Regions from separate parts of the Mus musculus genome. Here region 2 is linked to region 1. Evidence: chromatin contacts called from ENCODE Hi-C or POLR2A ChIA-PET data. All regions are on one chromosome and are shown on one strand. Each heading gives the region's core, a stretch centred on a gene start or an enhancer-like site at or near the end of the contact. The rest is flanking DNA. Distances are from core to core; before and after follow the strand shown.

Evidence for each region. Hi-C counts contacts between places; a loop is a spot of excess contacts on that map. ChIA-PET counts read pairs that join two places held with the same protein, here RNA polymerase II (POLR2A).
Region 2: a loop to region 1 is called in a map of heart, with 2.7 times the contacts of the local background. The contact joins the promoter of A3galt2 here to the enhancer-like site in region 1. A Hi-C loop is called at or near these places in 6 of 37 maps with a recorded cell type or tissue (T-helper 17 cell, heart and left cerebral cortex). POLR2A ChIA-PET finds 5 or more read pairs at or near these places in 2 of 5 experiments (Patski and embryonic stem cell).

The regions. Positions count from the first base shown.
Region 1 is chr4:128,709,937-128,713,662 of GRCm38, forward strand. Phc2 (polyhomeotic 2) reads left to right here. Exons shown (of 15, transcript NM_001195130.1): 6 at 1,122-1,208; 7 at 2,123-2,423. Among named protein-coding and RNA genes, the nearest start is that of Gm33712, 16 kb to the right of the region's middle. Within about 2 kb of position 1,580, at least 1 of the 3 ENCODE cell types and tissues checked has a DNase peak (open chromatin) inside an H3K27ac peak, as active enhancers do; it is heart, where a contact is called at or near this core.
Region 2 is chr4:128,756,605-128,760,516 of GRCm38, forward strand. It overlaps A3galt2 (alpha 1,3-galactosyltransferase 2 (isoglobotriaosylceramide synthase)), which reads left to right and starts at 2,654. Exons shown (of 5, transcript NM_001009819.2): 1 at 2,654-3,417. The coding sequence starts at 3,305.

The DNA of each region.
Region 1 (3,726 bases), core at 330-2,829:
ACTCACAGGTGAGCAGACAGATTCTAGCTGCTCCACAGAGACGAGCTGGCTCCCAGGACAGTCCTCTCAGCTTGCCCCGTTCTATTTCATGTAGAACATACCTGACCTGGCACTGTCTGCCCCTAAGGGGTCCTTAGGTCTGGGAACAGCAGACTAGGAAGCAACCACGTAACCGTGGTGGGCTCCAACCGACAAGTCCCCGCCCGTGCCGCCCGTGCCGCCCAGGCTGAAGAGAAGCTGGTTTTCTCTTTTACCCATGATGACACCATCCTGAAGACAGCGTAGTCCCTCCCTGCCTTGCTGTTAAGGCCAGAGCATCACACCGGGGGCTGCTCTGATCTTGTTCCCTAGTTTTTCTTCCTGACTCCGAGCTTGTCGCTGCGGGTACTCTTCCCCTTCCCAGGCAATGCCTCAGACAGCATATGACTGGACTTCCATGTCCCCAGCCAACTGGCAGCCACACTCCACTTTACTCTATGTCCCCACTGGGGTCCTGATGCCCATCTGCTGCCCTCTGAGAGCAGAATGTACACAGAGGGAGTGATCCAGGAGGCCCCAGCACTGAGATGAAGGAGGCCCCCTGCCCCGACACCAGCTTATCCACATGCATGCAGAGACAGAGCCACACAGAGGTCAAGGTGCCAGCCAGTGCTGCCTCTTTACCTGCACCCCTCCAGATGAGACGCAGTCACCGTAGCTCCAGGCCATCTCCTTCCTCTGCTGTTGCTGCTTCCAGACTCCCCTCCCCACCCCCGCTGAATCAGAGCTTGACTAGAAAGTGACCACTGTGCAAACCGATTTAATCCTTTTTGAAAGATAATCTTATTCCGATCTAGCCCTGGGGAACAGAGCTATCTTAGACCTGGAAGATCAGCCTATGACAGCTGCCCAAGGTTCCTCCTCACAGGACTGAGGAGACAGTGCCAGATTCTGAGGCAACAGAGTCCCTCAGAACAAGGGTCCCGCTTGCTTAGCCATCCCCTGGCTAAACTGCTCTCCCCTGTGGCTCAGCCTACACTGGGCAGGTAAAAGGTGCCTCGTTCCCTGTGATTCCAGACCCAGCTAGGTAACTTGGTGCAGGTAGCTAGGAGCCTAGGCCCTCTGTTCCTTTGTCCCCTCAGCTCATCTTCACGCCCACGGCCACCGTCGCTACTGTTCAGCCTGAGCTCTGCACTGGTTCCCCTGCTCGGCCCCCTACCCCTGCCCAGGTGAGGACCCCGGGCTCGTGGGTGGGCAGGGGGGTGGGCAGCTCATAGAGGGGCAGGGGTGCTGGCAGTGGTAGGACTCGTCTATGAAGCAATAAGAAAATGGACTCGCTCGTTACCATCCAGCTGGCCTCAGCACCTCTTGGCTCCTCTGAATATAGGTAGGCAGCAGAGAGCACCGTGAGCCAGCACTGAGGGGAGGGGATCAGAGGCAGGGGCATACGGAGAGAAGGAACGGTATGGGTGCTGGCCTCCGGCCTTCTGCTACAGCACAGAGGAGCTATTCTGTGTGAGACGTCTGTGGGAACCTGAGAACGGACCTCTTACTCAGTCTGTCTTCCTACGCCATCTCCAGAAGGGGGACCCAAGCTCGAGGATGGAGAAGCTAGGTTATGAGTCCGGCACTGCCCCCCATTGTCCAGCAGAGGGCAGCAGGGACCAGGCTGAGTAAGCATGCGGCTGTCTTGGAAACGACCTGGCGTTAACCTGACTGTGAGGACAAGCTGAGCCTCTGCTTTGCCTGTCAGTCTTGTTCTGTTTTTTTCCATACCGTGCTTTGCCGCAGTAGGATGCAACGAATCCCGATAGTGTCAGGGGTGGGGAACGAAAGGCGCTGGCTTCCCTGCCCCTGTCTGCCCCAGCCGGGCAGCCCCAGAATTCAGTTCTGATCACTAACCATACTTCCTGTGTTCTTTACAAACTCCACCCACTCCGGGCTTCTCTTTCAGCCCCTAACTACCCACCCCGTGCGTCTCTCTTTCTGGTGTCTCTTCTCTATCTCTCTTTCTCTCACTCGCTCCGTCTAGAAACCATTTTCATGTCTGTAGTCCTGGATCTGCCCTAACTCCCTCTCAGGTGTGTGTTGCTGTTGCCCCGGCCTGCATTCTCTGGACTCTCACGGGGCCCCTCTTTTTCAGGTACAGAACCTGACGCTTCGCACCCAGCAGACACCAGCAGCAGCAGCCTCGGGCCCTCCCCCCACCCAGCCTGTCCTGCCCAGCTTGGCCCTGAAACCCACACCCAGCAGTAGCCAGCCTCTGCCTGCCCCACCACAGGGCAGGACCATGGCTCAGGGTTCCCCTGCGGGTGCCAAGCCTAGTGGGACTGACAATGCGCCAGAGACACTCAAGGCAGGAGATGGTAACTGCAACATGGAGGGCCGGCCAGGGCCTGGCCGGGCAGTTCCTGCTGTGGCTACTCACCCGCTCATTGCACCAGGTAAGGTCCCAGCACGATGAAGTCTGGGTTATGGATCAAGAGAGCCCTCCAAAGCTTCCAAACGTTCCTTCCCATATGTGCGTTAGGACACCAGACTCCCTGTCCCCTCCCAGTCCTGGGGTGTTTGCCAGCCCCAGGCTCCGGTTCATGCTTAGTCTGACTTTAGAAACCACATCCCTAGGGTTAAGCCTTTGCACCGACACAGCCCCGGCTCCGGGAACCGGTCACAGCCTTAGCCCTGAATGGGTGGGGACTGGTAGATGGACTATTTTGGGATCCCCAAAGTTAGTGAAAGGGATGTGGCCAGCCAGAGCTTGGGAGAGCCACAGGCAGAGGAGAGGCAGGAAGCTGACTCTAATCCTTCAGGAGGCCTTGGCTAACTTATATGGGCAAGCTTTCTGACTCCTCTGAGTTCCCAGAGGCTGGGGAGGTAAAGGAGGGTGACACTGTGGCCTGTTCTGTGTCCAAGCTCCGAGCCCCGCAGGAGAGTGGAAGGACCCCCTAACCTCGTGGACAGGAGCCTGGGATCTCCACACTTGAGAGTAAATTTAGAAGATTGGAAAAAAAAAAAAAAGCTGATTGTTTGCTGGGCCCATTCATTCTGCAAATGGGGGTGAATCAGTGGCCTCTGACTAGCCCCCGGCCCTGCCCACTGAACCTCCCAGCACTGGCTGTGAATGAGAAAATCTGCCAAGAGCTCTGGAAGCCTGGAAACAAACTTTCTAGTCGAAGGAAAAAGTGTGAGCAATTCAACAACAGAAGTAAATATAGCAGGGACCATATTGCTTAGATTAAAAACAGTCCCTGTGGCCAGCCACCAACCCTCATCCTCACCCACGCACGCCACTGAGAATCCAGTAGACGCCACACGGTCTCTGAAGTTTTCTTGAGAATCTATGACTACATTAAAACCAAGGTGATCAGGCTGGGGTGTAACTTGGTGATACAACAATACTTACCTAGAATATGTGAAGCCCTGGCTTTGATGCCCACTGTCACCAAAAAAGGTTAAAAAAAAAAAGTCAACTTATGCTTTCTTACCTAAGAGAATATACAGTTAAAAGCAAATCCATTCAGGCTTTTAATCCATTGTAGGTGTGGCAGGCACAGATAGTCAACTCAGTACCAGGCAGCTGACTCTGGGGTGCTGTCTCTCAGAGGATGCACCTGAGTTTTTTTATGTAGCCCAGGCCAGCCTGGAACTCCCCATCTTCCTGTCTCAGCCTCATGAATACTGGGGTACAGGTATATGCCAACACAGCCAGCTGGCACCCGAATCTTGAAGAATGAGCAGCAGTAGCCC
Region 2 (3,912 bases), core at 1,404-3,903, 48 kb after region 1:
TTCCTAGGGCAGACACGGGTTAGGCAAAGACCAAAGGGGAGGTTTGGTGAAGGTAGCGATGTGGGAAGGGGGACCATGTGTCAAGGATCCTGGAGATGAGTGACAGAAGCTGGGGGAAGCGCTTGGGCAAAGACAGGGGTGACAATCCCAGGAAGCTAATGGCAAACCCAGGAAACGGAATGGTTGGGGCTGAAGGGTGGAAGCCAGCAGCCTGACTGGGAGGTTGCTACACAAATCCACATGTAAACCAGCAAGGCAGAGCGAGGGGAGGTGGCAGGTGAACCTGAGAGGAGCTTCCGTGTATAAACAGCAGAACCTGGAGACAGCAGTTGTCATGGGAGAACGCGCTTTTGGGGGTCCCAGGAACACAAGGAGAGAAAGGATGGGTCAGGCAGGAACGCACAAACTGGTGGTTTAGATGTTGTAAGTTTAAGGCGTGTGGGCAACACCTGGACAGACACAGCAATCTAGAGGATACAAGATACCTGGGGTTGGGGCTGGTGAGATGGCTCAGTGGGTAAGAGCACCCGACTGCTCTTCCAAAGGTCCTAAGTTCAAATCCCAGTAACCACATGGTGTCTCACAACCATCTGTAATGAGATCTGACACCCTCCTCTGGTGTGTCTGAAGACAGCTGCAGTGTACTTATCTATAATAATAAATAAATCTTTGGGCCAGTGCAAGCGGGGCCGACTGGAGTGAGCAGAGGTCCTAAAATTCAGTTCCCAATAACCACACGAAGGCTCACAACCTCTGTACACCTACAATGTACTCATATACATATACATAGAATAAACAAATCTAAAAGAAAGAAAGATACCTGTGGCCGTTGCCTCAGCCAGGAAACTGGGAATATGGGATGGTAGGTACATTACACTAGTTAATGGGGAGGAGCCTTACTGTGCATCGTTGAAGACAATCAGAGGGCACTGAGTCAAAAGCAGTTTTAACAGGCCCTGCCTCTGTCTCTGGAGCTTTTCAACAACCACCACCACCAGTCTGGTGGGTCCCCCATAATCTGTATATAACAGCAAGCAGCAACATGTGGCAGCTGAGCTGCCGAAACACGCTGTGTTAAGTCGAAAGCAGAAATCAGACTTAGGACTTAGACTTGGAAAAAATAGGCAAGGAAATATATCAATTTTCACACTGATTGCATATTCAAAGGACATTTTGGATGGATATGTTAGCATAAATGAAAGTCCGTAAAAATTTTCACCTGCGTCTCTTTTGTAACGTGGCTGCTGTAAAGTGGATGTCTCAGTGTGCGAATCACGTTTGGTCCCGGGGACTTTGCTGTCCTAGCATCCTTCAGTAGATGATAATACAGCTCTCAGGGATGCTGTGCCTATCAGCCGTGGCCACACTAGAAGAGCCCTGCCCCCTGGAAGTGAGACCTGCCTCTCCATGGAGTTCTGGTCCAGTTTCTGCTCCGCGGTTCGCACACCTCAGCCACGCCTCTCACTGGCCACACAGACCTCCACCCTCAGATGCACATCAAGCATTTACCCAGAGGTCAACCCCAGGTATCCTTCTAAACACCTGTCTTCCTCCCCTCCCTTTTTTCAGTGCTGGGAATTGAACTTAGGGTTTCATTCGAATGACCTCTGGTTCATACTACATACACACTTCCACACTTCCACATGCATGAATCTGTATACACATGAACACATACATGTAACACAGACACACAGCCACTGAGGAGATGCAGAAAACCCCTCCTATAATGATTGTAACATGTCCTTAAGGGGTTCCTTTTGCTCCACTTTATGGGACGTACTTCTATTCTTGCTCAGTGACTGTCAATGATGCGTGTTGTTTTTAGTTCCCACCATTGTCATTTCCGGTGCCCGTGAAAGCAGCTTTCCCCATCTTCATGACAGGTGCATTTAGCCACTCCTTTTGGCTAGACACGGGAGCCCTTTTCAGATGTCTACAAGCAGCTCAAACAAGGCCTGTCCCAGACTTGAGACCCACTCTGTAAATACCTTCCAGGCAGCTGCCAACAGAAGCTGTGTCTCCATCAACTACAAACCTTTGGCTTCTTCAGCTTCCACCCGTCTTTACTCTTTACTGTCCAGCTAAGGATCATGGCCCTCGACACTCTTTTATACCACTTCCCACCTACATTGGCTTCTATGCCCTCAGCTAACACGCACAAACCTAGCACTCAATGCCTGGGCTGGCCTCCTGCACCTCTGTCTGCCTCCTGTGCTCCTGATGAATTCCAGGACTCTGTTGATCTCCAGGCTTTGCCCTAATCAGAAAGATCCCATTTGGCCCTCGGATCCAGATACTCTTGGATCCAGATACCTCTGCCATCAATGGCCACACCCTGCCAATTAACCCTCCATAGATTTCTCTAGACCCAGCCACCAATGCTCTGCCTCACAGCCCAACATCCCTGGCCCCTAACTGGGTTTCTCATCTCTAGTGTTGCCCTCCCACCCAGCCACTATGTCCACGTACAGAGTACAATCTGAATACTTCTACGTATTTTTTTTCCAAATAAAATTACCCCAACACCACCCCATCACCACCCAACATTAAAAACCTTCCCTTAATGGGAGGAGGTCCCAGGGTACACTGGTATTTCCTTGTTAGAAGCTGCCCTCCCCCCACATCGCTTTCTAAATAGCTTTTAGTTCTCAGAGGCCTGGCTTACAGGTCAGCAACTCCAGGAAGTCTCTGAAAGCCTCCTGCCCACTCCCATTCCCTCCCAGGCTCATTAACCATATTCCTTGTGTGTCGCCTCCTCTTCTGGGTTCACTGTGCAGAGCCCTGCTCTTACTCCACCTGCCTCAATCTTCACTCCGCATCCTGAAGACAGGTTTTGTCTTTCCATCTCACTTACCTTGATGTCTTGGACCCAGCACAAGGCTTGGTGCCACAATGTGACCAAGAGCAGGGCCGAACAGACCTTGGCAAGCATCTTGATGTATGGCCATCTTCTATACAAAAAGGCATCTTCTTCCAACGGATGGACAGAGGCTGGGGCTGTTGGACATCAGAGGACAAGTACCGAAAGCTAAGCAGCTCCCTAAAAGGCCAAGATAGTTCCCAGGAGACGGCTTCTCACACTGTATGCTGGCAACCTGTCTATTTTTGCCATAGCTCTTTTTTTTTTTTAAGGCGATCTTTTTATAAACAAAACCTGCCGGTGGGTTCTAATTTGTATGTCTTTGCCTACTAGTGAGGTGAACATTTTTCCATTTATTTGCCTACTAAATACATCCCCCCCTCTTCTAGAATTAAGCTTCTGGTTTGCCATAGGCACTGTTAAAGGAGGTTGGTCTCTTAGGAGATGGCTCTGGGGACAGAGTTGGGAGTGAGCTGGCCAGGGTCACATGGAAGTTGCCGAGAACAAGAAGGACAGAGACAAAGAGGCCCAGGGAAGCCAACCTGGGGACTTTCACGGTAAGTGAGTGTGGCAGAGGGAGGGACAGGGCTGCCTGCAGGTTTCTGGCTTAGTCACCCTTCTGAGGCACCCTGTGCAGAGTGCTTCCCACAGGAGCATAAGCGCAAGGTGGGCTCATTGAGTAAATCCTAGGCACATACGTTGTGGAGCTACTCCACGAGATAAGGGAATCTGATGTAAGTGGCCTTCTTGAAAGAGATCATAGAAACTATTGCAGGGAGTGGGCAGGTGGAGAATGGAGATATGAGTTATCAGAAGGAAGAGACCATGTGAGCGGGGTGCATCGGCCGGTGCCTTTAGCAGCTGAAGTCAGTGGAGCAACAAAGGCTTGCTCCAGTCACTTGGCTGGTATTAATTCCAAGTTCAGGCTCAGCCTCTGAGGATGCTATTCTCATTACTCCATCTCATACATGAGGACTGATGCCCAGACAGCCAGTGTTGCTAACAAATGTGACACCAGGTACCTGGGCCCCGTATCTGTTCTTACAGATGAG